Linked DNA regions of Homo sapiens: all the other regions are linked to region 1. Evidence: chromatin loops called from intact Hi-C (ENCODE). Cell type or tissue: IMR-90. All regions are shown on one strand. Links, peaks and the distances in the headings refer to the core of each region. The heading gives the core; the rest is flanking DNA. Region 1 has its middle 30 kb from the start of VEPH1. Region 2 has its middle 190 kb from the start of SHOX2. Region 3 overlaps RSRC1 (arginine and serine rich coiled-coil 1). Region 4 overlaps RSRC1 (arginine and serine rich coiled-coil 1). Region 5 has its middle 10 kb from the start of MFSD1. Region 6 has its middle 100 kb from the start of VEPH1. Region 7 has its middle 14 kb from the start of SHOX2.

What was found. Peaks named below come from ENCODE experiments on the same cell type or tissue, not always from the same donor. Only the 100,000 strongest peaks of a DNase experiment are listed, where the experiment ranks them.
Region 2: a loop joins it to region 1, with 8 times the contacts of the local background. A loop is called at or near these places in 2 of 110 quality-filtered maps.
Region 3: it touches region 1 in a loop (16-fold over the local background); 12 of 110 quality-filtered maps call a loop at or near these places.
Region 4: it touches region 1 in a loop (7-fold over the local background); 15 of 110 quality-filtered maps call a loop at or near these places.
Region 5: it touches region 1 in a loop (3-fold over the local background); 4 of 110 quality-filtered maps call a loop at or near these places.
Region 6: a loop joins it to region 1, with 4 times the contacts of the local background. A loop is called at or near these places in 5 of 110 quality-filtered maps.
Region 7: it touches region 1 in a loop (5-fold over the local background); 3 of 110 quality-filtered maps call a loop at or near these places.

The regions. Positions count from the first base shown.
Region 1 is chr3:157,530,852-157,535,455 of GRCh38, reverse strand. No RefSeq gene overlaps it. Among named protein-coding and RNA genes, the nearest start is that of VEPH1, 30 kb to the right of the region's middle. RefSeq lists a cis regulatory region at 266-703. In IMR-90, for the core only: a CTCF peak has its summit at 2,671 (motif pointing left); DNase peaks (open chromatin) are centred at 1,785, 2,645 and 4,095; H3K4me3 peaks cover 914 bases; H3K27ac peaks cover 2,196 bases.
Region 2 is chr3:157,911,136-157,915,739 of GRCh38, reverse strand. No RefSeq gene overlaps it. Among named protein-coding and RNA genes, the nearest start is that of SHOX2, 190 kb to the left of the region's middle. In IMR-90, for the core only: no CTCF peak of the experiment used is centred there; no DNase peak of the experiment used is centred there; H3K27ac peaks cover 628 bases.
Region 3 is chr3:158,530,030-158,534,633 of GRCh38, reverse strand. The region is part of intron 7 of RSRC1 (arginine and serine rich coiled-coil 1); the gene reads right to left. Among named protein-coding and RNA genes, the nearest start is that of UC.134, 5.6 kb to the right of the region's middle. In IMR-90, for the core only: a CTCF peak has its summit at 2,315 (motif pointing right); a DNase peak (open chromatin) is centred at 2,333.
Region 4 is chr3:158,432,144-158,436,747 of GRCh38, reverse strand. The region is part of intron 6 of RSRC1 (arginine and serine rich coiled-coil 1); the gene reads right to left. Among named protein-coding and RNA genes, the nearest start is that of UC.134, 92 kb to the left of the region's middle. In IMR-90, for the core only: a CTCF peak has its summit at 2,142; a DNase peak (open chromatin) is centred at 2,147.
Region 5 is chr3:158,789,440-158,794,043 of GRCh38, reverse strand. No RefSeq gene overlaps it. Among named protein-coding and RNA genes, the nearest start is that of MFSD1, 10 kb to the left of the region's middle. In IMR-90, for the core only: CTCF peaks have their summits at 2,532 (motif pointing right) and 4,269 (motif pointing right); DNase peaks (open chromatin) are centred at 1,103, 2,563 and 4,273; H3K27ac peaks cover 159 bases.
Region 6 is chr3:157,604,128-157,608,731 of GRCh38, reverse strand. No RefSeq gene overlaps it. Among named protein-coding and RNA genes, the nearest start is that of VEPH1, 100 kb to the right of the region's middle. In IMR-90, for the core only: a CTCF peak has its summit at 1,947 (motif pointing left); a DNase peak (open chromatin) is centred at 1,961.
Region 7 is chr3:158,089,983-158,094,586 of GRCh38, reverse strand. No RefSeq gene overlaps it. Among named protein-coding and RNA genes, the nearest start is that of SHOX2, 14 kb to the left of the region's middle. In IMR-90, for the core only: a CTCF peak has its summit at 2,859; no DNase peak of the experiment used is centred there; H3K27me3 peaks cover 512 bases.

The DNA of each region.
Region 1 (4,604 bases), core at 276-4,275:
TGACAATGCTGAATATGTATTCATTCATTTATTATTATTAATTCTTAATTTACAAATACCTATTACACACTAACAATGTACCAGGCACAATACTAGTGTAAGGGAGAGATATTTTGAACCCTTAACTTATCTTATTTATATATATATTCCCATCTCCTTTTTAAGTTCTTTCCCCCAATTCAACTAATTATGTTTTTGGGGTTCATAGATTTGGGGAAGTGATATGAAAACAGTAAGCAGAGAAAAAAGCTTCTCTTTGATTTTGTGTTTCAAAAAATTAGGCCCTCAGAGGAACACACAGACTTAATACAGCATAAAATATTTGAGTAAGAAACCTTAAAGATAAGAGCAAGGCTCCTATCTGTCCCCTCCACTCTTCCTTCTAGGAAATGATTCACTGAACTAAACTGAAAATATAGGAGAGTTGGAGGAGGGGTAATAGGAGTCCAGATGTTGATGGGTCTTGAAAAAGGGGCTTAGTGCCTGTTCCAGGTAGGAAAGACTGCAGAGTCATGTTGAGACAGACCACGCCTCATCCAACAACACAGTCTGTCCAGACCCCAGCATGGTGCAGGAGCTGCAAAATGATGTGGATTGCACCTGATAGAAACAGTGGTGAGATTCACTGGATGGAGGACGCCTGTGATTAGAAGAGAATGTCCCTCTGGTGGCCTTTGTGAACACTTGACAGAGACCTGGAAGGACAATAGTTGTCATTGCAGGTGCTGTGTGGACAGAGAACATGGACATCTTAATGGGGTGCCCATGTAATCCCCTTACAAATTGTGCACAACCCCATGGAAATGGATAGGGGACCACTTCAATTCATATTACATTTTTTACCTTGGCAGAACAGGGATTTGCAAATAAAATTGGACTATTTAATTAGTCTGACTACTATTTAATTTAATTGGACTATTCACATTTTTATCCATCTCTGTTATGAATAGTGATTTTATTGACTGAACCAGCTTTGGAATTACATAGTTTGGGAGGGAGATAATAAATGAGTAAGCAACTAAATTAACAAAATAATTATTGGCTGTGAGAAGTGTCAGAAAGGAAAAAATTAGGATACTAGAAAATAACCAGGACTGACCTAGCTAGGGTGGTGAAGGAAGGCCTGAAGGAACAGCCAGCACAGAGGCCCTGAGGTACGAGGCAGCATGGCCTGCTCTGGGTCCCACAGAAGGCAGCTGAGCCAAGTGAGCAGTGGATTAATGCTGGACAGGTGGTGGGGACCAGAGGGTACAGGACATTGTGGGCCATAATAAGGAATTGAGGTTTTATTTCATGTGTCAGGAGAAGTTAAGGGTTTTAAGCAGGATAAATAATAGTCAAATCTATATTTTAAGAAGACTAATCTGGCTTCTGTGTGGAGACTGGATTGTGGAAGGAGGAACACGAATGGAAACAGTGCTCCAGGGAGAAGCTTCTGCTGTGGTCCAGGCCAGAGACTGCAGAAACTTGAACACAAAATGGAAAAAAAAAAAAAGTGGAAAAATACAAGATCTATTTTAGACATAGAATCAAGAGGACTGGCTGATGCATTTGAGTGTGGGAAGAGGCACAGGTGGATGTCAGTGTGGCTCCCAGGGGTCTGCTTTTAGTAACCGGGTAGACATCAGGGCCGTTTTCTGAAATTGGGAAAGGAGGATGCTGGGAGGATGGTGATGCTTTTTCAGGGACGTGGCAGGAAATCAATTGCTTCAATTTGGACTTACTCAGTTTACTACGGCAAGGAGTCCTCCACATGGAGTTTTCAGACAGGCAGTTAGCTATGACTCAGGGGAAGTGTGTCAGAGGAGAGGTCTGGGGAGATATTCAAAGTCCTGCAAGTGGATGCAATTGTTTAGGAGAAGAGTGAAGGAGAAGAGAAGAGAGCCCGAAACTAAACAGGGAGGAATCCACCATTTAGAAGTCTGGCAGGCAAAGAGGACAAGGTGAGCCTGCCTTTAATGTTAGAATTGTCTTCATATTTCTTTCATTCTTCATTTTCCTCTTGCGGTAGTTCTGCTTGGTGACCAGTGTAGCCTCAGGGAGCTGACAAGAACCGGGCCTATTCCCCATATGTGACTCTTATAAGGCCTGAACGAATCTCCTCATGTCTTGGTTTCCTCAGCTACACAAAAAGGCCACTGTGGTAGCAGCCACTCCTTCCTTAGGGTTGGTGAGAAGTGTCAAGATGGAGTTAGGCTCAAGCACTAAGATTTACATTCAAATGCCAGCCATTTTCTCAGTCTTTATGAATAATCCAGACTTTGTGTTTTGGACCCTTAGACATAGTAACAACGCAAACGGAATCAAAATCATCATTCATATTATTAACAAACATTTCTGAGTAATGTTTTGAGTAAATGCCTAATAAAGTTTAAGAAATAAAAGTAACTCATGTTTATTAAAGAGGAATTACTAGGTTTCCATTCATAAGCTTCAATATCCTGCTTAATGGATTCCATACCTAACATAGAAATCCAGTGAATGAATTATGGTCAAACAGTCTACAAAAATTATATGGTTTCCTTTTTTACTGTTGTTTCCCCTACGTGAAATAACAATGAGGAATGTAGCTTGAATAAAGGCATTTCTTGTAACAGAATGAAAGCATTAGGGTGACGCTGGTTGTATTTTAGCTGACTGGAGAGCCTCAAAGCTTTATGGTCAGAATGTGCCCCCTTGTGGAAGATGTGAGTAAAAAACAGTAGAGAGGAAACAGTATTGTGGCCGAGATCTTGGGAAAGAATTGAAGGTGGGAGAGGACTAAAGAGGCAGGAAGCAATGAATTAAAAGCCTGTTGACTACACTTCGTAAAGAACCATATAAGGAAGAAGGCATTGTATCAAATAAGGAAATGAGTGTAGCCAGGTGGAAAGGAGAACCTGGGTTAGGTAAGCTCGCAGTCTTAGGTTCTAGAAAACTTCAATCATTAATAATGAGTATAAATGAAATAGCCACTGAATTAGGCATTTCAGAGTGCTGTCTCTGAGCTCAGCCTGGCTGGGTGCAAATCATGGCTCTGTTAGTAGCTGTGTGACTTTAGGGCGTCATTTTACTGTTCTCTAAGCTTCAGTCATCCCATGTGAAAAACAGAATAGTAACAGTGCCTTTTTAGATGCTGGCTGTTGTTGTAGGTAAAGGTTGCTGTGAGGAGTAAATGAGGTAAAGTATAGAAAGTGTTTTCAGTGTGGTGTCTGCGGTACTGAAATAGCTATCACTACTACCTGCCAGTGTGTGCATTTTAAAACAGTGAAAGACATTTCCTTTTCTATTTTTAAAAATGGCTTCCAGATACAGACAATCACCGACTACAGAGGAAAGCTCTGTGGCTCTGTGAAAGTTGTGAGGCTGAAGATTTTTAAGCCTTTCTATAAGGCTGCTCCAGAGATGGAAAACAAGTTCCCCCTCGACTCATATTCTATGTGTGGGGGGGCAATCCATCCAGACACATTTGGATCAGTGTGACTAATTTGTTTTTACACAGTTGAGGTGAGGTCAGTGAGGGGCTGGGTACTTGGCGGAGCAAGGCTGTTTGGGTGGGTGGTGTGGGGCAGGGGTCAACTTGCTGCGATAGGCAAAGGTAGAAATGGGAAAGGAAATCAGGGCCACAGAAAGAGCCCAGGTTTACTGAAACCCAGAAGAGCTCTACTCCCAAGAGGGCACAGGAGAACTTTATTGGGCCAGTAAACATTTCCACTCAAGCAGCTACATGGTGTCAATGGGCAAACGAAAAAATAACAGGATAATTATAGAAAGTTTTCTGAAATTTGCTTTTATTTTTTTAAAAAAGTGTTTGCCTTTTAATTTCCTCAAATGTGCTACCAAAAATTCAGGTATTTTAAACGTCAGGAAGCACTGGTATGACTAAGTGGAAGAGCGGCTATCAGGGAAGGAGGTCAGCAGTGTGCCTTGGGTGTGAGGGCCGCACACCCAGCCTGAAGGGCTCTCCTTTAGAAGGAAGCTTCAAGAAGATGTGCTGACAGATGGTTCTGCCCCATTTCTCATTCAATGGAGAGCTCCACAAGCTGGGTTTGAAATGCTACTTTTGTGAAATAGTTATCAGATAGGGAATTCCATTTCAACTAACTAACAGTTGGAAGTTACCTCCCTTCTCTTTAGTCACTGTAATGAGTAAGTTTCTTTTGTTTTCTTATATCACAAAATGACAGCCCAATAAGCTCTGGAAATTAATTCATTCTAGTGAATGTTATGAAATGAAACAAAACCAGTTTAATGACTGTAATAACTGAGGTTGGGCATCCGTGACATTCCCTGTAGCCACCCTGTGCTTCTTGCCTCCCTTGGCAGGCTCCTCGGCCTGGGTCGTTCATTTATGCTCCCCACAGTACTCTATCCAGCACTCTACCACCCTCTCCTCAGAAGCTCTCTGCAACTCCCACCTAGCCAGTTCACACCTCTGGGTCACTCACATTTTCTGTTTTGTCTTTTCTGGATCTGGGCTGAGAAGTGAGACCTTTGCTTGCAGGGAGAAATCACCAGATGGTGCTGTCAGAGTCCACCATGTATTTATGCTCTCAAACTCTGATTTGAGACCTCAAGACTTGATTCAAATCTTGTTTCATTTTTTTTCTTTTTATCTCATCACA
Region 2 (4,604 bases), core at 271-4,270, 380 kb before region 1:
CAGAAGTGGAAAGAAGACATGTCTGCTTTGGGCAACACTGGTCATGATGAAGAAAGGTGTGAGATGTGGTCAGAGGGCTGGTGAAGGAGAGCCTTGAGGGCATAGAAGGTATTTGGATTTTATCCCTAATAGGTAATGGGAGCTGCTGAAGGCCTTTAAGCATGAAGTGATATAATGTGCTTTGTGTTTTCAAAAGATCACTTCATTGAATGACAACTATACCTATGCATTGTCAATATTTGTGGAATGAATAATTTAGTTATATTTATATGTTGCATATAATGCATAGATAATCTCCAAGTAACAGAGGGCCAAATAACATGACTTAAATAAGATAGTTCACTTCTAAACTATCTTATTCAAAGTAGTGTAGGTGGGCAATCCAGGACTGATACAGAGGTTCAGCTAGATGAAGAACTCAGGGTACAGGAATTCTTTCAGCTCCTTGGTCCACTATCCCTAGGTGTAGCTCTCATCCTTATGGTCCAAAACAGTAGCAAGAGCTCTAGCTATTGCATCTATCTTTCAGGCAGCATGATAGATCAAGTGGGAAAGATTATGTGTGAATTGCCTTTTAAGGAAGGTTCCTGGGGAATTTGACATATGATACATCTGCATCTATCTCATTGGTCAGCACTTGGTCACATGTCCTCACTTAACTGCAAGAAAGACTGGGAAATGTAGTCTTTGTTCTGGTCAGCTATGTGTTCAGCCAAAACTCAGGAGTTTTTACTAGTATGAAAGAAAAGGGAGGGCAGATACTGCCATTTAGTGGTTTAGTTGGCATATAATCTTGTCATTCTATTTAGCCATAGTTTATTAAAACTGGAAGTGACTCAGAGATCTGGAGGGTCAACCCCCTCCTGTGGTACCATTTTTACAAGCCCCGTTTCTCACAGGTGCTTTAACTGAGGTCCAGAGAGGTGATGTGAGACACCCAGCATCACGCAGAGAGCACCAGCTGCTCTAAGGGGAGCCATTTTGCCTCCCAGAGTCTTCTCAGGAGGGGTTGGGCTGCTCCTTTAACCAGTTGTGCAGTTTACCAGACCCCCACCTCCACATACGACAACAAACAAGAGCAAGTAGAATTGGGCAGAATGGGTGGATTTGAGCATTGTTTAAAATGCCAACCTCAAAGCCTAAGAAGCACCAGTCTCAAAGGTTATTATTGAGGAAGCTCATCTATTAGTTCCCCCAAAGAAGGATCTTAGAGGTCAGTCAGCAAGTATTAGGTTTAGACCAGGGACGGGCCTTGAACAGGTGGGGCCTTCCAGATCCCAGAATCAGTTTTCATTTTTCTCCTTTTCTTTCTTATTTTTAAAAAATATTCATGCCCTTATGAGCAACGAATTCCCCAGAGCAGAATGGAGATGACCCCACGGAGCACTGGGCTCTGTTGATGAGAATTGCTTTTACCTTCTGGAAAGAGAATAGGCCACAAAGGATCAATCTTTTCTCTGTTGTATCTCTTTCAAGTTGAACTGCATCGGACAATGAGTGGATTAAAAAAAAAATCCTGTTGCCTGGTGTGCCTCAGATGCATTTGCCAATTTTAACATCATTCTCCAAGTTATATAAAACTGGAGAATAAATGCCAGAGCCTTCTGTATGGTGAGCAGTTTACTTCCCAGGCAGGGATCACATTTGTAACAAATCTCCTCAGAGATGCATTTTGTAAGTGAAGTGAAGAAATCATTAGTGAAGCAATATTTGAAGAAGAAGACTGGCCCAGTTCTGAAAGCAACTCTATTTTAACCTTTAAAAGATATCATTTTACTTACCAGCCTGCTTATTATAATGACACAGTGTTTTCTTTGGCCCCTGGCTCCATTAAACATATGTTTTATAGCAAGTTCTCAATTACATTATCCTGACAGGCTGGCTCATAAGGGCATGTTATAAAGTAGAGAGACTGCAAAGCTGTAAACTGGCCCTCATTAAGTTTATAGTTTTATTACCTTGTTTAGGGCACTTTTTCTTCCCTTCTTCTCACCGGCTTTCTTTTGTGATGTTTAATTTATAAGAAGCAAGGGGACATTCTTGTCCTCTTTTCCTCATGGCTGGTGAACTTGCCTGCTAGAGGCATTTAAGCAATGTGAACTTGGTTGTGCTCATTCCTCCTCCCCACCATTCACCCTTAATGTAAATTCTCTCTTCCAAAGTTTATCTGTACATGAGTACCCTTTGGTGTTAAACACCAGTAGTCTGTACCTTTTTAAAAGTTTTATTTTATCTTTGATTGACAAATAGTTTATGTATTTATGGGGTAAAACGTAGTATTTCCATACATGCATATATCATGTAATGATCAAATCAGGGTAACTAGCACACCCACCACCTTAACTATTTATCATTTCTTTGTGTTGAGAACTTAAAATCCTCTCTTCCAGCTATTTGAAATATGCAGTCTGTTATTGTTAACTATAGTCACCCTGGTGCAATAGAACACCAGAACTTATTCTTCCTAACTAATGATAACATTGAGACTGTACATTTTGGCCTAAGACTGGTTGCTCTTAGATCAAGATGAGATCATCATAACCTTGCGAAATGTACTTAGATCGACGAACTTCTAATAAATTATGTGCATTACCTCTTCTAGCTAACTCTCTTTGCTGATCTGTTTGAGACAGTTCTTTTGCACCAGCCCATAGTCAGCCTCCTGGAGAGGTAGAACAGGATTCTCTTACCACAGTACTCAGGTCAGCTGAACTATTTTGATTTACAGACTATTACACATGCCTAAATATATTTATATCCCCATACTCTGACAAGAGAATTAAATCAGCTTGAATTTATATAAAATGTGTTATCATTACTGGATGGGGAAGGAGTATTGTGCTAAGATATACAAACATCATCTGGCCACTGCTAATTATAGGCATGTGAAAAATGGCTGGTGGTTGCTTCTGAGCCCAGACAGAATCTGTGGATGTTGATTATGAAGAGCTATTATATATTGATAGGTTAGGATTTATTACTGAAAGTATAAACCAATAGCTCTGGATTGGATGGTAGTCAGACACTGGGGAATCGGTCTTGGAGCTGTTAGACCAGGGTAATCTATCAGGAGGAGGAGAGTATATTCTATCAATTAAGGAACAAGCAATTCTACTGATTTGCTATTGGCAGAATAATAGAGGTAATGGGTTTTTCTAGACAGTCCTGGTACTGTACAGCCGAGTTGGAGAAAACAGTGACATTAGACAAATAGAAGAGCAGTTCATTAAACCTGAATGAAAGCTGTGATGGGGTGAGAGAGCTGGAGGACCCTAGGCTCTGGCATGTCCCTCATGGGGGCCTCACACAAGTCAACAAGAATGTGGATGCCTTTTGTCTTTGAACGTATGCTGGAAACTGATATTCATGGGATACTCCCCAGAATCCTTTGGTGATGAAGTGTTTTCACACTGTTTATCAGTTTTCTCGTGCTACAGTGATGCTGTATTAAAAACAACCGTGAAATCGCAGTGGTTTAAACAACAAATATTTTTCTTTTTTGTTCATGGGTCAGTGGGTCATTTGGCTGATCTTATCTCTGGTTGTAGGTCAGGTTTTGTGTTCGAAAGAACGGGGAGGGCCAGGATGATGGCCAGCAGGTCACCACACTCAGAGTAGATAGTAAGTGAATGTTGCAGGTGGATCTTGGAGTCCTATCGGGTCCCAGTGTATGTGCCTATATTAGTGCCACTCTACTACGCTGGCCCTAGAGTTTGCCACAATATAAACTCCATGAAGGCAGGAATTTCCATTTGCCTTGTTCACTGCCATATCCCCTGCACTATAACTAGATGCTGGTGCCTAGTGGACTTTCAATATGTGTTAGCTGAATGACTGAATAAAGGTGAACAGAGCTTTCTAGTTTGGGGGCTACCATGCTCTCTAATGATGTCCAAGATAGGATGTAAATAGACATCTTATAGCTCCTTTGCATTTAAGGGGTGGTAGGGGTAACTTGCAGGGTGAGGGAGCAGAAAGGAGAAGAAGAAGCCATAAAAACTCAGCTTTGAGTCAGGGAGACAGAGAGGCTAAAGAGAAGGCTAAGAATATCTCTTTGGTCTGCCATTAAGTAGAAAATGCCTTGTAGCTCACTGTCTCACCTCCCCACAGTCTTCTCAAAGGGCCCTTCTGTACATCCTATAGAAACTTCCAGGCCACAGATATAAAGCACAAGACATTTGGGATAAAGAAGCCAAATGAGAGGGCATCTTGATTCTGCAGGCTGGGCAAAATTATGACTTGTTTGTAGGGGTTAAGAAAATAAAGGACTTAGGTCTAGCCCGGCTGTAGGGAATATGTAAGCAAGGGGACAGAACAGCAACAGTCAGCCAGAGAAAGCTTGGCCACACCATAGCGTTCTCCTAGACAGGGATCTTCCTTTGTTCATATGATAACTTTAGAGACCACCCCAGTGCCTGGCAATGGTAATTGCTTCATAAAGAATGAAAAAATTCAGCTGCCATTGTTGTATCATCTGTAGGGTGATCAGAGATTAGGAGAAGGGCAACTGGGAGGAAAAGGTGTGGTAAGATTGAATTTGCCACGTGACCTGAGACACCAAAATCTCTCTGGTTAGAATGTAATTTTCTCCTTTTACCCGATAA
Region 3 (4,604 bases), core at 401-4,400, 1.0 Mb before region 1:
ATTTTTGTATTTTCATATTTTTATATTTCAGTTTTTTCACATGCTAGCTGGGCAGAAAAAATGTAACATAATGACTTACACCCTTGCTGTTTAAATTCATTTTAAGCTGATATGAAGACATAGTTGAATTAGGATTGATTGTATACTCAGCTAAGGCACTTAAAAATTTTGGGATTTAGGGTTCATGGATAATAGTCACATTTACTTAACAATAGTAATAAGTGGTTTGACACGAAGGTGGAGTTTTTTGCAGCAAACTAATTTTTATAGCAGCTTTATCCTTGAAAGGTTTAATGTTGTTACAGAGATAAATATAAAGAGTATTAAAGGAAATTTGGTTTCATACATTCAACAAAAATGTTATCTGAAAAAATCTTTGTCTCAATTTTTGACCAATCACAATTTATAATGATTATAGTCTTGTGCAAGTTCTAGTCTATTTGTGGGAAAGATGGCTCTTATGAAGATGTGTCCCTGACAGCTGAAACCAGTCTTTTCTCTTGTGAGAAATAATCAGATGAGAATGAAATGCTTGCAAGTAGCAGCCACCACAGCCAATACTCCCACCTTTGGAAGAATATATCTTCCCACATAATAAAACCAAGCACTGTCAGAGTGCCATGTAAGAGTAAATAGTCCCACATGCTTTATACAATGAAAGCTCCTCTAGATTTTAATTATGCAATGTACTAATTGAGCATGTGAAATGAGAGAAGATTCTTTGCCCAGCTAATTTATTAATATTAACACATCCCATACAAGTAGATAAATTTTTTATTAATTACATATATAATAATGTTAATATGGCAAAGGAAAGTCATAATGGGTACTAGTCTGTGTAATCCAACTTCAATGTCAATATGAAAACTACATTTGTCTGTATAGGTCTTAGTTAATTTCACTAGAATTATTTCACAGTCACTAATTCCCAACCAAAAGACATTATTTCTGACTTCAGGATGATGTCTCATATGAATGAAATGTTGGACCACTTGAATTTTTTCTCTAAACATATTCTCTATTTGGAGTTGTAAAGGAAATCATTAGTATTAAATGTCAGAGGTGACCTCACAAACAGTACTTGATGTCTAAAGCTTGCAGTGTTTGTAGCTTTAAATTTGGACATACAACCAGCTCCTAATACAAATAAAAGTGTTATCATAGAGGCTTGCCAAAACCAATGCTTAACAAAATAGCATTGGAAAAATTATAAAGGAAAGAAGGAGAAAGATTACAGAAAAACATCATTATCTTTGTGTTTCTTTAAAGATCACTTCAGAACTAACAAAGTGACAGAGCAGATAGGAGAAAGCCAGTTTGCCTTACTCACAATATGAAAATACACCAACATAGCTTTTTTGTTTCAATGTGGGAATCATTTTACTGGTTGTAAACGCATGTTAAATTAAAATTTGAAAGATTCACAGGAGATTTACATTTTCAGCTTTACAGTACCTCAGCTCTATTGTATGAAAATAGACATAAAAATGTTTTAAATTGCTTCTTACTCAAAATTCTCATGTCAGTGACCACAAATGTATGTCTTGAGTATAACCCTGTCACTTTGGGAAGCAGAATAAAACATATCAATAATATATATTACGTTGTTTTAAATTCAGTTTCTTAAGTTTTTCATGTCAATTTGTCATTTAACAATTTTGTGCCAATTTTAAGATTGGGAAAATGTGATTTAAAATGAGTTATGGTTTATATGTGCTGCATAAATGCCCAACACACACAGTATCTTGTATTCATTAGCCATGAAGTAAAATTAAAGACAAGTAACAAAGTTACTGGGAGAATTAATATGGGATGTTTTAAAACATTTACATGGTAAACATGAAGGAAACACACCATTAGTACTTGATGATTTTTTAATAAACATATTATTTGTAAATAAAATGTTTTCTGCTAGATGTTAATGGAAGGGATATATACTTCATAGTAAAATAAAAAATAATAGACTCAGAAAGCCAAGTCATTACAGACCACAATAATCAATACTTAACTCAAAGTATAGAAAATCACTTTCCTTTTGTGATGAAAAATTTTTAAAAAATTGTATTAGTTACTGTTGATGTTTATAGTATAAAAATTAGGCTCTCCTGCTTCTTCAAGTTATATTTGACAATTTCACATTTTATAACACAGAGTTTTCTTTTAAAATACCAAATGTTATACAAATTTTAAAACTAGTAAATAAAGATGACAAGGTCCATATCAATCTTTCATTTGAAAAGAAAATTTTAGTCTTTTCATACTGCATTTGTAGATTACAAACATAAACCAATCTCCTCTAATAACAATGCCAGGCTGAGAACTGAAGATGGCACTATTGCCCCAGATGTGATCATGACAAGTAACAACCAGCAACTTCAACTGACTCCTTTTAAATACTAATATTTTATGAATTTTCCCAAAGATGCATTTTATGTTACAAAAAATTTGGGTCAGTTGGCCCCACAGTTACTGAGTTACTTATGTTACTATTCCAGGAAAAAAATATATACTAATAATATTGCTACAAATACATAAATAATACAAAAGATTATCTTATTTTCATATTAAATTAGCTCAAATTATAGTCAACAATAAAAACATTAAAAAAATTCCTTCTTATGTTACAAGACAGATAATAAAAAACTTTGAAATGTAAAGTATTTTTAAGTGCTTTACAAGAACAACAAAAAAGCAAACAACAATATGTTTGTATGGTAAAGCTGGCTATTCAATAAAATTTGTGGACAAAACATCTCATAAAGCTTAATTGGAATTCTAAAGTTTTAAATTTCTCATGAACACAGGTTTCAAATAAGTGAGCACATCCAATTGTTTTCCCTTTCAAAACAGTACATTTTAAATGTTTCTTTTAAAACACATACAAGGCAAGCATTATAAATCTATCCAACTCCAACATTTTGAGGTTGTTCGAGACCAATATCACCGAGAACAAATTTCCAGAACTGATATACACAAATAATTTAAAAGATGAGAAAACTCCTTAAGTGGAATAGGGCTTTTCTATTAGTCTTCTGGGAAGCTTATGCTACAGGACCATGTTACATATGCGGACGAGGCTCCTGAAGTGTCTGAAAGGAACTCCACTTTGGACGGGATCCAAGACAAACTCACCTTAAACTGCTTACTATATCAGATTAAGTAATAGGAATAATGTTAATGTGACTGTATCAATGAAGAAGAATTTGTTAAATATTTCAATAAGTGAAAGTGAACTGGGCATCAGGCTAAGCTTTATTAAAAACAAAATCCACACTAAATGTCTCATTCAACTCTTCTCACCTGGAATGCTCTCACCTTCTCTTAATCCTCCCTGTCATTTAAGGCCATGCCTGATGTCCACTTTGTGATGATGCCACACCTTGCCACCTGTGAGTAAAAGGGCCTCTTGCATAATTCATTTGGCTTTTAGCATATGCTGCCTTGCAAATCTCTTCTTGAGTGAAAGCTTCTTCTCCCCAGCTAGAGGGGACATACCTCTTTGTGTCACCTCCAGAACTTAGTGGAGTGTGCTTTATTATCTAGTAAGCAGTCAATAAACATTTGTTGAATAACTGAAATTTAAAGGGCAGTAAAGTTACCATTAAAAAATAAAACTTCATGGAAGAAAATGTCAAATTATAAAAAGTTTTTGTAACTTAAAAAATTAAATGTCTTTCAGTGGTGAGTTTTTTTTTTTTTTTTAAGTTTCTTTTTTTTTTTATTTATTATTTTTTTTTTTATTATACTCTAAGTTTTAGGGTACATGTGCACATTGTGCAGGTTAGTTACATATGTATACACGTGCCATGCTGGTGCGCTGCACCCTCAGTGGTGAGTTTTAAGGGCTCTGGGTTTGGGCTATCTGGGTTAAACCCTGTCTCTGCTATGTACCAGCTGTGTGGCTTTGGGCAAGTGGTTCAAGAGTGTTGGTCTCCATTTTCTCATCTATGGCATGGAGATAGTAATAGCCTAAACATCATAGGGTGGTTGAGAGATTTCCCCCCCACATCTTCCCTCCCTCCCTCCATCCCTCTCTTTTCAAATAAGTGAGCACATTCAATGTACCAGGCATTGTTCCACATAGTAGGACTTGGAAATGAATGAGAGTTTCTTCCTTCATGAGCTTATGTTTTAATGAGGGAGACAAATAATAAACAAGTAAATAATATAATATCAAGGAAAATAGAGCAGGCTAGAGGGCTAGAAAGGAGGAAAGGAAACTATTTCAGATGGGGTAACCAGAGAAGAACTCTCTGACATGGTGGTATTTCAGAAGGCAAAAATGATGTGAAAAAGCAAGCCACAAAAATCTGGGAGATGATAACCTGTGCTCCACACAGCGATAGGGAAGCATTAAAAGCACTTAAGAAATGGTAGCAGATACAGGAAGCACAGCATAAACAAAAGTGCTAATTTAGTAACAGTACTAAAGACACGGAAGTTGGCTAAACAATTCTTATATAAATCTGTATATTTCTGACAGTATGGTTTATAATAAGCTGGCAATATTCTTGAGTTCAGGCAAGTAGAAAATGGCTTTAGCTCATACATCTTCTGGTAAACCTGTGGTGTGCCAGGATGTGGAAATGATAGGAGGAGGAGAG
Region 4 (4,604 bases), core at 275-4,274, 900 kb before region 1:
ATATTATCTATATACCTTTATAGATATTAGCTTTTAAATATAGTAATTATTGTTTAAAATGCATGTGTCTGTTCTATTTATGATATAATTTGTACACTTAAAAAATCAATGTACAAATTTCTAGTAATGAATCCTTTTCTTACAACAAAATTTCATTTAGGGAAATATGTACTAAGTATATGTAAAGTGGTTTCTCCAATATTTCCGAGAAATTGTATAGAATCTGGTGTGTATATATGTATGTGTGCATGCATGCACGTGTGGGCACATGTACTTTTAAGCAGACTACTGCTGAATCTTTTTCACTTTATAATTTGAGAAGATATATATATATATTTTTAAAGTTTCTGGAGATGCTGTGTCACAACTACAAATTTAGCTCTGTAGTTCATACTTGCTTTATCTACACTCATAATATTCAACAACACTAATTGTTGCTCCATGATGCATTGCCCTATTATCTCAGTCCACATTAATTCCTCCTCTTAGGTCTGAGAAAACTGTATTTTTCTACTATAGCCAATTGAACAAGTGTCTTTCTTCCCCACTAGACTGCCAACTACTTGAGGTCCGATATCTTACTGATTTTAGCATAGTGTCATATCAGACATGGCTCATTAGCTCCTCGATAAATGTTTATTGAACTAAAGTAAAAATTAACTCACAAAATGATGACTCTGAGGAATGTTAATACATTAAAGATTTAATTCTGTTCATGTTACTTAAATGTTTTAGAAACATTTAAGACAAGAAAGGACATTCTGAGATTTATCAGTGTCTCAAAAAATTACATTAATTAGTACATTCCATTCTAGCCATATGAATATTAATATTCAGATATAAAATCTGGCATAACTCCTCAAAACTTCTCTTTTTAAGATATATGTGTGGATATATAAAACACACATCTTCTAGTTAAAAGAAGTTAAAACCTCATCTTCTAGTTAAAAGATGTATGTTTTAACTAGAAGATGTACGTTTTATATATCTGCACTCATGTATAAACATGCTTATCTACAATTTTCTAAGCGTAAAGTCTTCCCTTACTAAAAAATTCATTTAGGGTATAATTCAATATTAAAAATTAGAAATATATACTTTCAAAGTGAAAGTAAATATATACCTTTAAATTATATATCTTTATCTTTATAGCACATATATTTATATCTATATCTTTATAGCACATATTTAAGAGCAGTAAATCTTATGAATTTTCAGAGTAATCATATGTCAAATCAAATAAAAATCTTCAGAACTATAGTTACAGCCACCACAAGTCCTATATTTCCTCATACACAACAAATTTAGATACATAAGGAACAATTTTCTCCTACTGGATAAATTATTTTTTCTATTTTTTTACATTAGGTACTTTTTATTACATCAACATAAAACAATGACACTGACAATAGTATTATTTTATCTTGTGTCAGCATTCTGAAAGCATGACCTTGAAATTTAATATTATTAAAAATTAAGACCTACAAGTTAAGCAGCAGAATGCTTGTGTAGTATTAATTAAAAAAAATGCAAGAGATTTCACTTCAAACACTTGAAACACAAATTTTAAAAAAATAGATAAATAGAAGCTTTAACACAGTGTTCTTTCAAACTACAAATCAGTCAGTCTAGCATTACACAACATTACTATTTTCATTTCAAAGCATAAGTGTGGCACAAGTTATTTTACCAATATTTTTGATTTATGATAAAAGAAAACCTCATTAAATAAAAAACACTTAATGAGTTTGAGATCCTTAAAATATTTTGTACAGTCTTCAATCTAATTTCATCCCATCTCTTTTCAGTACTTTGAATGTTACTCCAGAATGTACTTTCATTTGGTAAAATCTTGTATTTACAACTGGAAGAGCATAATTAAAAACTTTACCCCCATGTGATGTCTTTTGTTCAAGGCAATGCCTTCAGAATTGAGCATAAGTATTCATATTTTTACTAATAATATTTCAGTCTTCAAAAATTTACCAAAATATGATGAAAAGTCAATGTTAGTGGGGTTAGAGCTTTCTTTTTTTCTTTTGTGAATTTCTTACAGGTGTAATGAGCAGGAGCTAAGTGTAACACACATTGCAAGTTGGGTATAGTGTGGTAAATATACAGCACCCGAGTTTCGCTAGGTGGCGCAAAAAGAATAATGTATCTGTCTGCTTCTTCTGTCTGTTGGAATGTTAACAAATGGAATGACAGAGGACAAAGTACCCAATATCGGTGTTTGTAGAATTCTTATCCAAACTAGAATGTTTCTTAATCTATTTTTACTAGAATATAATTCCTTTATAATAAAATAATTTTTAGCACAAAGTAAACTTCAGCACGATGAATAGCTTTCCATTTTTTTTCACTGGATATTTTGAACACTAAAACAGAAAATGTCAGGCTTTTTTGGGAAGACACTGTAAATAAAGAATTAGAAAAATTGACATTACCTTACTGAAACCCTACCTAAAAGCATCACCTAATGTATAAGTGAAAATTGCTAGCAAATTACTTCTTACAGCTATAAAAGAATATGTGAATTTTATAATTTATAACATTTTGGAAGTTCTCATATGAAGATTTTTAAACATCACAGAGTAGAGCTGAAAGGGAATGGCCTCGGAATCGGGAAAACTGGATTTTAGTTTTAGCATAGCAGTGATCTAATTGTGATCTGAGCTGCTATTTCTTAAATAGTCAACTAAGAGCTGGATTTGATTAGTTTTAACGTCTTTGGAGTTTCAAAAAATCATTCTAGACTCTCTAAGAATGAGTGACAATATTATTCTGCCAAGAGATAACTTTATTTTATTTAACATTTTTCAGAGAATAAAGTTTAAATATATATTCTGCTTTAATAGGGGTCAAAACAAAGATTAAAATTTGAATAATCTTAGCAGATATTACAACCAACATTAAGTGGAAAATACAATTAAGATCAGCAATCCATCTAACAAAAATTATGTCTAGAGATATATTTGTTCTTCTCTTTCTAGATAGGATGATTTTTAGAATTGTTTTTAGATATTTGGACAGATTTTAGATAGATTTAACTTTCAAACCATTATTATTCAATCTGGGCTTTATAAATGTAGTTCTCTATCTGCAATACACTCAGAGCTTCCCAACTATTTAGCTACTACTAAGTAATATGTGTGCTAAAATATCATCCTCTCAGCCCTCCAGACAACCAGGCAGGGTCTGAGGTGGCTGGAGTTTGAGAGCAGTAGCCTTTGGCCAAGAGCAGCCTCACCAGTTTAACCTGGTGTACCAACGAAATATATCCTTTTGCATTTCATGACATGAGAAAGATTGAGAAGCATTGTACTGTAGCATCTCTGTATTACCTTATTTTTGCCTCTAATAACTTACTTGGGGAGACCTTTGGAAAAATAAAAATGACTCACTTTCTCCAAAGTAACCTGGAGAATTTCAAGTTTTCAATAATTGCACAATTTCTGGCTGAAATTAATTTCACAAAACAATATAAATACTGATGACTAATAATTCAGAGTATTTTGCCACAAGAAAAAATACGTATAGTTTCTGTGTTAAATAAGCTAATTTATCTAAAACCTATTTAATAGTAAGCAAGCACAGCATTACGTGATGTTATATAGTATGTTCTTGGCTCATCAATTTTAACACTGAATGAAATTGCTACTGATTTTTTAAGTGATCTTTTTTCTCTGTTTTAATATAGAGGACTAAATATAACTTATAAGGAAAAAGGTATATAACAATTTCAAGTGTTATTAAATTAACTTACGAAGCATCACATGAACATATAATTATCTAAGTTGAATTTCTGTTGTTAGTTTGAAAATATATTTTGTAAGTAACTATAGTATATATACATAGACTCACTCTGTGTGTGTATATATATATAGTATTTCTAGATAAATGTCTTCATTTTATTCATAAGATGAAGGCTACAAATGATGTCAATGCTACAAATTATGTAAAGGATATAATGCCTGATATTATGAGAAATATGTGACATGCAATATGCAATATTTTAGGCTAGTTTATATTTCATGGATAGTACTAAATTTAGAAACAGTATGTGAATGAAATTTGTTAATCTAAAATCTTCATAAAAAGTCTCAGTTCTTTCAAAACTACGAAAGCTAACCTCAATTCAAAATGAGTTAAATATTAAACAAACTTCTCCAGAGGAAGAGACTGCAGATAGCTTTGTCAGTGTTATCAGTGAGATTAACATTCTAGTCATAGATTTTTGAGGAAAAAAAATAGTACACCAAGGAGGGACAATGGCTGCCAGGAAGCAAAGGTAAAAATCGACAGATAAAATTCAGTAATAGCAATCAGTGCAAAACTCCCCATAGACTCTCTTATGTCCTGGTTACTGCCTACTGTATTAAGACTGCCTTTCTCATCACTTAATGCTTATTTTCATCACTTTGCTTAAAATATTGATAATCAATTAGAGCTACGTCTGTTTTGCCACAGAATCTGTGTCACAGTCTATCAGACTGTCAGGGCCAATTCAATCCTCATTCAAAGTTAATTTTTTCTTCATAAATCTGCCTTTGGAGGAGTCATTAGGCGCAGAACATAGCCGGAGGTGCAATCACCTATTCTCT
Region 5 (4,604 bases), core at 605-4,604, 1.3 Mb before region 1:
CTTAATGGGTACAATGTACATTATTTGGGTGATGAATACCCTTAAAAGCCCTGACTTGACCACTGCATGATCTATGCATGTAACAGAATTGCACCTGTACCCTATAAATGTTTACAAATTTAAATAAATGAATAATAGATCTGAAAGAATGTTTATGTGCTTAATAAATACTGCTTTTTATTGTACACTAGCCCCCGCCTTATCCTGGGGGAACACTTTCCAAGACTCCCCAGGTAGATGCCTGAAACCATGGAGTGTACCGAACTCCTATGTAAACTATGTTTTTTTTCCTATACATACATACCTATAATAAAGTTTAATTTATATATTAAACATAGTAAGAGATTAACAATAATAACTAATAATAACATAGAACAACTGTAATGATACACTGTAAAAAGAGTTATGTGAATGTGGCCTCTCTCCCAAATATTGTATTGTACATATTTTCTTATGTTGATGCAAGATGATACACTGCCTACATGATGAGATGAAGTGAGGTGAATGATGTAGTCATTGTGACAGCAATAAGCTACCATTGACCTTCTGTACTCCTGAATCCGTTTAACCATCCCTTACTTGCAGTAAATGGCTTGATGTCACTAGTTTTAGGGGATCCCTTGCTGAAGTCTTCATGTAGCTGAATGCTTTTTGGCCTAACATTGCCATCAATCAGAACACATTTTCTCTTCATGTCTTCCACCAATAAATGTAATACCTTTTCCATTTAACTAAGCACTTGGCACACAATGGATGGCCATAATTTTTGCAGTTTGAGATGCAACAGCAAAACTAGCATGAATTTCTTTTTTCTTCTTCACAATTTCACAAAGAGAAGATTCATTCTTATCATAGATCTTAGCAACCCCAGCATACGATTTTTTTTCTTTCCTTATTAAGTCGAAGACTTTCACCTTTTCACTTAAAGGAAACACTTTATGGCTTCTTTTTCACATATCCGAATTGCCATCATCTCTACTCTTGCACTTTGGAGGCATTTTTATTAAAATAAGGATTACTTGAACACAAGCACTACGATGCTGCAACAGTTGATCTGATAACTGAGACAGCTACCAAGTGACTCACTGGCGGGGAGTGTGGAAACAGTGGATGCACTGGGCAAAGGGATGATTTCATACTGGGAAATCATGATGATACGCGGTATGGCATGTAATTTAAAACGTATGAATTATTTGCTTCTGGAATTTTCCATTTCATTCTTCTGAACTGAGGTTGACTGCAGATAACCAAAACCATGGATAAGGTAGGACTACTTTTGTACATCAAAACGCGTAGGAATCATTTACATTTATTTTTATTCAGTTCCAAGGAAATAATTTGCTGTTTTCCTCATTTGTTTATAGCAAACTTGAGTTCTGAAGGAGCAGAATAAATAATTCCCTGGAATTTCAATACAAATTAACGACTGAACAAAGATTAGACAGTAAAAAAAGTTCCTTTTATACAGACCTCCAGACAGGCACATTCTTATCATCTGTTTTGAAAACTAATTAAATAGAGATAAATGATCTACCCCCAAAGATACTAAACTGGTATGTTAGGATCAAGAGGAGAGGGACTCGCGGGTTGGGAACAAAGACAGGTACCACGCCTTGGATGAAATGTGATCCTAAAATGCCCCAAATTTCGAATGCCAATGAATACATTTATGTCCTACAGTATTCAATTTTTGATAAATGTATGCCTCTATGTTTTGTTTGTTCATGCATTCTTCTCTTAATCTGTTTCTATTTTCTTTCTCTTTGTGTATGTATCCAACTATGTATTCATCCATACGTCTACCTATCTATACATTTATTTGTCTTCAATTGTAAAAACATACTCGCTGTATTTTTCCTTCCTCACAAGAAGTGAAGGGAGTCAGGAAAGAACAGGTGATAGTATATTCTTCTAATTGAAAAAAATGTTAAAGGATCCCTCTAGCTTGGTACAAGAAAAAATATATAGAAATTAAGCAGTAAAAAATAATGTGCAGCTGGGCTCTGTGCCTCACACCTGCAATCCCAGCACTTTGGGAGGCTGAGGCAGGTGGATCACCTGAAGTCAAGAGTTTGAGACTAGCCTGGCCAACATGGTGAAACTCCATTTCTACTAAAAAAATACAAAATTAGCCAGGTGTGGTGGTGCATGCCTGTAATCCCAGCTACTTGGGTTGCTGAGGCAGGAGAATCTCTTGAACCCAGGAGGCAGAGGCTGCAGTGAGCTGAGATTGCACCATTGCACTCCAGCCCGGGCAACAAGAGTGAAAATCCATCTCAAATAAATAAATAAATAAATAATAAAAAATAATGTGCACATACTTGTGAATTACATATTGAGAAGGAGAAAGACAAAAGATGAGAACATATTTTATGAAAAAATTAACTAACCTGTTGAAGGAATTGCTATGTGAAGTATATATGAGCACTTCCCTTGCAGGTTATGAATTTACTGTCTCGGGTCCGAGTTCATTCTTTTCAGACTGTTTAAAATATTTTTCCTTTGCCAGCTGGCATGATGTTCAGCTTTGTCAGTAGATGGCGTCAGAGAGACATCTCAGGAAAAAACGGTTTTTCCTCCAGTTACGCAGCACACGTGGCTTCTTCTGTGCCAGTCTACTGTTTTTTGCTTTCTGTTTTTTTAATGGAAATTTTTACGAGCCCCTACATCTTAATAGAATAAATAAATGCAACAAAGATAACTTTGAAATTCAAAGTGAGAAGAGGAAAGAGAACAAGATAAGAAAAATAAAAAATAAAAATAAGCCCACTGGGATAAAAGCAATGGTAAGGGAAACGTGAGCATTACTCTACAGAAGCAGGACAAATTTTACAATTTGGAAAGTAGTAGGGTTTTCCCACACGATACCAACTCAGCCTTTCAGGCCAATGAGGGACTACTGAAAATAAGGCAGAAATGTAAATCAACACACACCCATGTGAACAGATCAGTGTGAAATCTTGGAGTGAATGAAATTACCAGACTCAAGCATGACTTGTCTGTGAATATTGCAAGATGGCAGAGTCCGTGTCTGGTTCAATTCATATACCTTAAACCCAAACACATGTATTTATTATCTGCTTTGGGTCTCTTATCTATCCATCTATGTATATACACATCAGATAAGTGACCTGACCCCCGAGTCCCCAAATAGACTACATTAATATGTAGGAACGGCTGGCATGTGGAAGCCAAAGATAGATGTTGTACCTGGCTCAAAATACCTTCCCCACCCACCTCTACCATTCCTGATTCACCTGAAATTTCTAGTACTAAAAACTTAAATGATGACTGGATTAGGTCAAAAAACAGCACTGATATGGATGTCAGCTGTTAAAAGTTATCTCTCTGTCTGCCCAACAATATGTCCTGAGAATTTCACCATATCAGTTCATACAGGTTTTCCTTGTTCTCTTTCTTACACCTGCATGGTACTGCATTGTGTGTATGTATTAATACTATAGTTTCTTCAACCACCCTTCTATATTTGTGTATTTAGTAGGTTACCAATATTTTGTGATTGCCAATTCATGTTGCAATAAGCAATCTTGTAAATATATATTTTTATGTTGGTGGAAGTGTGTCTTCAGGCTAAAGTGGAATTGCTGAACCAAAGGATAAATGCATATATGGTTTTGTTAGGTATTGCCAAATTTCCTTTTAAAGGGTTGTAGCATTTCACATTATGAAAATACCTATTTTTGGCGAGGCACAGTGGCGCATGCCTGTAGTTCCAGCACTTTGGGAGGCCAAGGCTGAAGGATCACTTGAGCCCAGGAGTTGGAGACCAGCCTGAGCAACATAGTGAGACCCCCTTCTCTACATAAAATTTTAAAATTAGCCAGGCATAGTGGTACAAGCCTGTAGTCCCAACTACTTGGGAGGCTGAAGCAGGAGGATCACTTGAGCCTGGGAGGTTGGAGCTACAGTGAACCATGATCACACCACTTCACTCTAGCCTGGATGACAAAGTGACACCCTGCCAAAAAAAAAAAAAAAAAAAAACTATTTTCCCCAGTCTGACCAAGAAATTGTATTGTTAAGCTTTTGAATTTTTTTGCCATTTAAACTGAGACATGTGGCATAGATTTCCAGAAATAGCATGAAGATCTGTCTACAGTAGTGGATATAAATTTTTAAAGGTAGAAATCATTTGCTTTTTGGACATTTATGTACAACTATTAAGAGTATCTGTCTTCAAATGTTCTCTTATTTGACACTTATCAGAGGTAACATCTCTCTCACACAGCCAACAAAGCTGTCTGGCCAGTGGATGTCACTCAAGTGCTACTTTAAGAGATAAATTCTAGTACATCTCTGTTCCTATATTTTAGGACAATAACTCTCTTTTAAAATCCACTCCATGTGCTCATTAGATAAATGAGGCAGGAGATTCCTGGGGTTGAGTCCTTTTTTATTTTTTCGCTAAAAATGACTTTGTAAAGCTAAAAGTCATTTTTCGAAAGCCCATCAATAATATGCTTAACAGGAGGGAGCTTTTTGAAGGGGTAAAGAAAACCAATTCAGCATGTTCTGATTTAAACAAAGTGTATGGTGGTTTTGATCTGATAACTAAAATTATCTAAGTTAGGAACAAAATTCAT
Region 6 (4,604 bases), core at 378-4,377, 73 kb before region 1:
GGGAGCTGATCTCTGAAGAAACAGAGGCCAACGTCTGTAGGGTTTCAACTGGCCTAAGCCACCGGGAAGGGGAATGGTTTGGGGCCCAGAGAAAGTGTCTCTCTGCCTCCATGTACCTGAGTGATCTGGATAAAATGATCCTCAGTTTCCTCATCTGCAAAATGAGAGTAATGATGCATCCTGGGGCTGTTGAGTGAATTACATAAAACAATGTACGTTAGAGCCTAGCACTATGTAAGACATCCCACAAAAGTTAATTTCCTTCCCTGGTTTTATTGTACCTGTGAAACCCAGGCGGTAAGAACTCACACTCTTGTATGATGCTGTCTGTACTAACAGCTTTCACAAATCTTGTCTCCCCGGTCAGATTGGAAGCCATGCTGGAATCGGGCGAGCTCTTGTTAATTGATTCAATGGCCTTGACCTGCAAAGCTCTCTCTCCCACCTTGCCTTCCTCTTGGTTATCAAGAAGGTTCTGCAAAGATTGCCATCAGCAAGGCTGTCCAGCCTGATTCTTGAGTGGATCATGCCAGTAATTTGCTGTGATGGATAGAGTGCCTTAAACTGCCTGTGTAATTGTGGTGAGCAGCCGCCAGAGTGGTGGAGCGACTGTGTTTAGGAAATTCAACTTGCAGGGAACACGGTGCTGCCTAAGCCACTGTTGTTCCAAAATTAGACCTTTCCTCCACTCCATCATTACATGGGTAAGCAGTCAGAACACTTCCTGAATACGAACCACAGATCAGAAGTGATTTATAGAAACATCCACATGTGTGTAGATGGTTGGCAGAAGGAGGGAGGGTGGGAGCCCAAGGTTGGCCCCAGACCAGCCACAGGCCTCCTCTACCGCAGCTCTATCAAAATGACTGCTCTCACTACTGCAGGGACAGGGAAGGACTACGGTCTCCTGCAAAAAAGAAATGTGAGCTTCTTTTGGTTCATAGACTTGCCAGATCATAATGCCTACTTGTAATGCATGGTAAAAATTCAGTTACCCTGGATCCTCTTTAAAGACACCGATTCCGTGGGTCTAGCTTGGGGCCTGGACATCTGTGCTTCTGACAGCCCCCTCCATTAATGGTTCTCAAATTGTGCTGCACATTACAGCCGCCAGTGGGGCTTTAAAATATCCTGATGTCCAGGTCCCATTGCAGACCTATAAAATCAGAGTCACTGGGGGCGGCACCTAGGCACTGGGGCTTTTTAAGGAGCTGTAGATGATGTTGATGTGCAGTCAAGTTTGAGAACCAATTCCCAGACAATCTGTAAAAGCGAGCAAGTCTGGGAAATACAGATTCCGGGGTAGAAGTCTATTTAGAAGAACCAAGTAACTCTTTTATTTGGCATCATCAAACTGAAATTCAGAGCCCTTGCTGGTTTAGGCAGATAAAATAGGGTTATGGAGCCTCTTTTCAAGCAGTTGTTCTGAAATCAGTTTCTAATACAGTTGCCTGGACATCCACTCATATCAGCTGAGTCACACCTATGTTTTTTAAAGGTTCTTGGGTCATTTGGATGCTCCTCTGGGTCTGGACCCACTGACTTCAGAGAATTTATAAAACGTCAAATCCTTTAATTTATAATTATGTAGGATGCATATTTGAGCTCTGCCACAAGGACATTTCATGGGACTGAGCATTTCTAGACAAATTTTTACTTTTTAAAAAAAAAAGTTTTTAAAATAAAAGATGTCTGGTCTATAAGTGGACATTATAAAATACATTTGCAACCTGGTGTTCCCTTAACTCCCGAGCCCTTAAATAGAAGATATGGTAAGATAACTCAACTGTTCATTTCCCCATATTCGTGCCACGTCTAGCTGAAAAAGGAAAAGGCCCAAATCTCCCTCCTGGTCTCAACCTTTGCAACAGCAAAGGTGGCTGAGTCAGAAGCTCTGAGGTCCTCCGAGCCCCTCCGCAGTGCTCTTGCAGGCCAGCAGCTTCCTGTGGGGGCTCCCCCTGGTGACAGCGTGTGGGATAATTTCTGATTAGAAAAAGATCCCTGAGCTGGAAGGGACTTTGTGCAGCTTCCTGCAGTGGCCAGGGTGTGCTAGGTCTGGGTTTATCTGAGTCAGGGCTTCTCTGAGGCATGCATTTCTCAGCGAGTCTCCCGAATTTTATTTTCAATCCTGCCAAGGGCAGATTAAATGGCTACATGAATGGGAAAATGCAGGAGGCTTTGAAACAGATGGTTGGCTGTGCAGGCTCAGTGACTTGCCAAGCACTGGATTGTGTTGCCATATGAATGAAAATCCCACTGTGGCTGGGTTTTTATTTCTCCAACCTATGGATGACAGCGACTCCCTTGTTCCCCTGGCAGTGGGGCCTGGAGCAGTTACCTGCTATTATTCGCCTCCCATCAGGGTTCAGCTTCTTGCCTCTCTGGATTTTCCTGGTTCCTTTTTCTGAAAGGGAGTGTCATTCTAGACTAATTTCCTGATGGTGTAAATGATTTAGCAGGGCTGATGAATATCAATAGAGCTGCAGATGGGTTTAAGTTGCCTAATGAATGTGACAGTCACTGGTGCCAAATATTTTTCCAACTTGCATTTAGGATGCAAACAAGCTTGAATAGTACCCACAAAGGGTACTTCTTTAATTATGCATTATAAATTCTGAAGTCAGTAGTCAAAAGTGTCAGCGCAGTATGGCACAGATGAGAAGCTGTGTACATGGACGTGTGCTCAATGCACATGAGCCAGAGAGACCTCGGTTCGAATCCCAGCTCTGCTACTAATGAGCTGTGTGAATTTGGACATGTTATATAATATCTCAAAGACTGATTGTAAAATGCAGATAAAAATCCTTGCCCTTGGACATTTTAAAAATAATGAGCATGAGAAAATGTAGCATGGCTGGCATTCATAATTCAACAAATAGTCATTAAGTACCTACTATGTAGAAAGGGCTATACTAGGTGTGGGGAATTCAGAAGATTCTGGAAATTCACAGGTGAAGGAAATAACTGGAATGGTAGAATGCCAAGGGCAGGACAGAGGGAGGATGCACCAGGTGTAGGAAGTAAGAGGTGTTTTGTCTGTAAAGAATTTAAAAGCAATAGGAAAGCTGACTAAAAGTTTATTTGCAGCCAGGCGCAATATCTCACACCTGTAATCCCAATACTTTGGGAGCCCGAGGCATGAGGCTTGTTTGAGCCCAGAAGTTCAAGACCAGCCTGGGCAACACTGCAAGACCCCCATCTCTACAGAAATTTTAAAAAATTATCCAGGTGTGATGGTGCATGACTGTGGTCCTAGCTATATGGGAGGCTGAGGTGGAAGAATGGCTTGAGCACAGGAGATGGAGGCTGCAGTGAATTGTGATCGTGCCACTGCACTCTAGCCTGGGTGACAGAGTGAGACACTGTCTCAAAAAAAAAAGGTTGATTTGCTTTTCATTATCAACATAAGCCAACAATTCTAAACAATGTCAGTGATCAAATTACTTTATCCCCAAAATCTCTTGTTGGTTTAAATTCCAGGGAACTGTTGTGGTTACTATTGAGTTTTAATAGAATATATGTAAGCTATGTATTCTCCTGGTTTTTAATTACTTATCCTTTAATAAACATTGTATTCTTTATTAAGGAAGTCAATTTGAAGAATGCCCAGTTATTCAAGGTGCCTTCCCCACTCCACTCCTCAGCAGAAGTGGACTCAGCCTCAGGAGTTTTGTATAAAGCAAGTGTATAATGGTTCGAAATTGATGGACCTATTGGTTCCCCTGAAGGTTTTGTCTCCAGCCCTGGTGGTATCATCTCTTCCTGTGTTTAAATGGTAGATTCAAAAATGATGGTAGCTCAGTGATTGTAGAAACAAGGACACAAAGATCTTGATTTACACCAATTCTGTCATTTCTGTGTAATCACTCAGAGGTTTTATGTTTCAAATTTAGAAGAAGGAAACTCTGAACTTCAAGGTATAATATTTTAGTTTGGCAAGCGCAAATTTTAGTTCGTACATGAAATGTTTTACTGAATTTGAATATATTTAAAATTGAACTTTGCTTTTCTAATAAAATTGTTAATTATTTGTTTTTAAAACGAAGGAACAATTTGAGAAAATAATGATTATTACTAATTCTTATGTGATAATTACTGAAAATAATTTTATCATAGAGAGGAAGGGATGTTAAAAAATGATCCACTCCAGGCATCAAATATGCTAGGTATGTCACTGCAGTGCATTACACAGTAAGTTTTTAAAACATTGATATTGACATCAATGGTGGCCTTTCTCTTCTAACATGGCACTTCTCTGAGATGAAAGACAGGAGTTCACAGTGAAAGAACTAAGTGTCTGCAGTCTTTTGAAAATTTGATTCTGCAGTTTTAAAAAATAATAGTAACTACTATCATCGAGCCCTTCCTATATGTCAGGTATGGAGCTGACATGTTACAAACATTATTTAGTACTTTATCCAGCACTGTGAGGTGGATATTATTATACCAACTTAAATGACGAAGAAACTGAGGTTGGGAGAAGTGTGCTCCAGATTACAGACCTTGTGAGTGACAGAGCTGGGCTGACACTGTGGATTACCTGATTCTAAGCTTGTTCTCTTAACAACATGCCATCAGGAGAAGGAGAAGCTGATGCTGATTTC
Region 7 (4,604 bases), core at 392-4,391, 560 kb before region 1:
TGGGTCGGGAATGTCCCGTGCGATAGGAGCCAGGTGGGTTCGGCGCGGAGACCCGCGGGAGTCGGGCCGCGGCGGGAGCGCGGTAGGCGGAGAGGCCCGCGGAGGCAGCCAGGTCCGGCGAGAAAGGCCAAAATTTCTTGGCCCCATTCGCAGTGCTCCACTCGGGCACGGCCTGTGGGACCAGTGCATCCGGGGAGCTCGCGGCGCCCTTGCCTCCTCTTGCGTCTGCTCCCCCAAGACTAACGGAGGACAGAGGCCGCTTTCCTTGGCCCTGTGGAGTCTCGCCCTTCGGGTCCAGACTCCCGCAAGGCCTGCTCTCCCGGAATGCCAGTGTCCAAACTCTGGGGCAGGCGCCTCGGTGTGTGAACAAGAGTTCCAAACTCGTAGTTCCCCGAACCATCCCAAGAAGGGGTCTGAGGAATTCACTTTAAATTTAAATAAGGCCCAACATGCTTGTAGTTTGGGTCGAAACTCAATAATCCTAATATAATTAATAAAGGACACCCCCATCCTCTGCTCCCCAAATCTTTTGGGCATGCAAAACCTTCCCGAGTTGCAAAATCAATGACTGGGAAAAACTGAGTTAAAAGAGATTGTTTAAGACATCATTAGTGTTAAGGACCCTATGATACAAGAGACACAGTAAGATAGTAAGATCGGTGCCTTTGCTTGGAGCTGAACTGATGTACATCTATTTTGAGTTTTTCCCCAGATTTATAACTTTTTTGGGTCCTCAGATGGTAATACTTTAGTATAATGCAATGCTCAAATTTCGGAACTATTTTGATTTCTGAAAAATGCCTCTTTGGCTTCAGCGACATAGGATCCTGTTTTTTCTTCACAAATCAGTTTACATCATAAATTGCAAACATTTGCAATAAGATCTCAAGATTGTTTATTTTACATAACCTCAAGCACTTGACTATGTTAAACACCAGTACAGAAAATCTGTGAAATCAGTTTAATGTGTGTGAGGGAATTAAAGGATCACTCATTTTCATCACATAAACAAAGCATTTAAGATTGTTTTGATTGTCAGTCTCCCAATTTTTAGTCATACAACTGACTATTAATTTAAGAGTCATTCTGTGTAAAAATAATTACTGAGGTTATATCCTGCTTTAATTAAATATTTCTGGGCAGAAGAAAATGGTATTGTACATTGGGAAGTGGGGGATTGTTTTTAATATTATATTATTTTAGTTCAAACGGAAATAAAAGTCTGCAAATTCCAACGGGGAAAAAAGGCCTGAAATGGTTTCTTAATATGCCATTAAAACAGTTAGCCAAAATACATTAAAGCAATATCACAAACCCAGAAATAATAAATATGTCATTCTAATGAGAATGTTAACTTACAGATAATTTATTCAAGGTAGTTTTTACATTTCACATGGAATGTCTTATTATGACCCGCTTGATTACTGTGATGCTTGTTCTTCAAAATCTAATTTATATAGGCCTGCAATATACATAATTCATAACTCCTGTTGATATACGTATACACACCCCAAATTTTAAATCTTTACAGTATGTTTGGATGTTTACTAGCATGTTTTCAAGATGACGAAAATAAAAACATAAAAAGTGTTAAACATCATATTGAAAGCAAGTGCTTGCCCTGCCCTATGCCTGAAGGCAAAGTAGCTGAAAATGAAAAAATTAAAAAGGATTAGATAATTTTCAAGCTCAGGCATTGAGTGAGCACTGAAATATTTCAGACAAAAAAAAATCTTGTATAAGAAATCTGAAAATCCCAAGAAAGACTTACAGATGTGAGTGTATAACACTTCTGATGCCTAGACAATTTTTTTTTTGGTGTCTAATTCATGAAACAAAAAATCCTCGAGTCTCGGGGTATTTTGTTTTGGGTATTTTACATGTCAGTCAAGGTAACCATTACATATGCCTTCGGTGCAGGAAAGTTTAGTATAATACGCGGAGTTCTATTGGCATGAGGAAAGGTTTTAGAATATAATCAAATACATCAAATAGGGAGGAGTAAACATGCTTCTTTTCTTGCTGAACAACTCCTCATATGTCCTGAGTAAGGATCTTTGTAGACTCTTATTCAAGCAGAATAGTGTATGTTTAAGAGCACACACTGTGGAGCTATGCTTCACTGCTGGATTCAAATTTCACTGCTACTGTTTACCAGTCCTCTGATTTTGGACAAGTTAATCTCTCTGTCCCTCAGTTTCCTTATCTGTAAAATGTGGATAAAAATAGTGTCTATCTCATGGAATGGTTAGGAGGATTAAATGAGTTAATATTTGTAAAACCCTTAGAACAATGCCTTGCATATGTATACTAAGTACTAAATAATAATTACTTTTATTAAAAGGCCAATAGACATTGACCTTTGTAATAAAAACCTTAAAAGAAAAAAACAATAAAGTGTTGCAAGACAAGAAAAGCTTTCTCTTGTGGGCAAGAAGAAAACATTGCCTGTTAGTTTGTGATTCTGGCTAATTGCTTAGCCTGTGTGAGCCTCATCTAGAAGATGTGACAATTGTCACAATGTAGCAGTGTAGTTAGGAGGTTTACCTAGAAGAGCAATTTATAGGTTGTGTGTCTCTATATGCAAGATAGATAACATTGTTACTCTGCCATGCACAGTTAATAAGGTGAGATTTCAGGCATGGCACTTGTCCTCGAGGAGCTTACCATCTGGGCAAAACAGTTCATAAATACACATGATAGTGCTAGGAAGCATGTGCTAAATGCACTTGCTTAAAGGTATTAGGACACATAATCTGTGCATCTGAATGGCCATATAACACATGTGGGCCTGTTGCCCTGGTTTTGGAAACTAAACCTTCCCTGGAAATGAGTAGTCTTATAAAGGAATGGTGAAGCGACACCCAGAGGTTAAGAAGCGCACTTTGTTAGGACTAAATGTATACCATATGTTGTCGTGGTTTGTGTTCCATAGCACCATCTGCATTTTCCTTGGCTGCCCATGTTTACCGAGCATTAGCAGCAAAACGCCAAAAGATATAAAGGCTGCTGACCAAGGATCTTTAATAGCAGTTTGAAAACACATATAAAACAAAGAAAGGAATGTTTAATTATTACTATAGGGACCTGTAAGATGAACAACTGAGTTACAATTACAGAGTAAATTAAGAAGGACTTCTTTCTAATGTCTAAATTTAGGTATATCACTAATATTGTCCCATATTTTATATAATATCTATGAAGAGCCAAGTACTTTTTATACATCTTTATTTGGGATGTGTTGTCATAGTATACGGCTAATTTTTAGAGGCAGATATTCTTGACTTCAAATCTTTGCTATACCAACTATTAGATGTAAAGTTTTAGGTCATTTCTTAGCCTCCTAAAATCTATGACCTCTTAGTGTCCTGCAGCACACACCTTGCCAATTATTGTGAGGATCAAATAAAAATAAGTTATGTAAGGTGCCTGGTACATAACAGGTTTCAACAAATGTACATCTCCTTTCTACTTCCATTATTTACCTTTTAAACTACTGTAACATAGAGAGGATTTTTAATTTACCTTTTTGTGATTAGAAGCAGTTTTGAAAAACTTTGGGAGGTGGTGTGCACTTTAATTCCAATCTCTTATTGTAAGTATTGATAATGTGTGTTTATATTGTGTGCACTGGAGTTTGGAACAAAGCTCTCTTCAAATCTTGCAAAAATTTTTAGAGATTTTGAGGGACTGTGATTTTAGATCTGCCCCTTTGTGTAGAACAGAAAGGACTCTATCTTTCCCCCCGATAACTTGAGGACGTTCTTAATGTGCAGGTTACCCAGAGTCTCTGACCTTCAGTCCTCTCTATTCTGGAATGTCAGCATACCCATGGAGCCCTGGCATTAACTCTCTAGTCACTTTGATATTAGATTGATTGTCCTTCTGTTGCATATTTATTGAATACATTTCTATGCTTCCGTGGAAAGGAAGAATAAAATAAACTACCCTTAAAAATGACTTCAAAAAAGTCTATTAGTCTATCCAAATTTTCAGTACTTGTGCTACATTGTTTTGTATTATGTTTACTGGCATTACTGGCTTAAAATGTAATTATCTGTCTTGTGTGCAATATATTTATTTACTGAAATTCTCACTTGTCAGCAGTTGTGTTTCTTTTAAGGCTTACATAATTTCCATTAAAATTAGTCTTGCCCAGTGCTTGCCTAAAAGGGCCCAGGATTCTCCCTGGGTGAGTTTCAGTTCTAGACTTCCTTTAAAAACTTTTTAGACAGGTGAGATTAGGTAAGAATAGCCATCAAAGGAAGCTTTGGAAAGAAAAAGGCAGGTCCTCTGATTTGCCTTGGTAGTAACAGAGAAGTGTGTTAGACAAAATAATGCCCCCTCCAAAGATATCCACATCCTGATCCCTGTAACCTGTAAATATGTTGGCTTACATGACAAAGGGGGATTAAGTTTGCAAGTCAGTTGACCTTAAAATAGGGAATGTATCCTGGATTATTTGGGTGCATCCCCTGTAATTACGTGGGTACTTAAAAGAGGGAGGCCAAAGAGGAAAGTCTCAGAGAGATGTGACTAAGGAAGAATGTTCAGAGAGATGCAAAGTTTCTGGCTTTGAAGCTGGAGGAGGCAGGGAGTGCAAG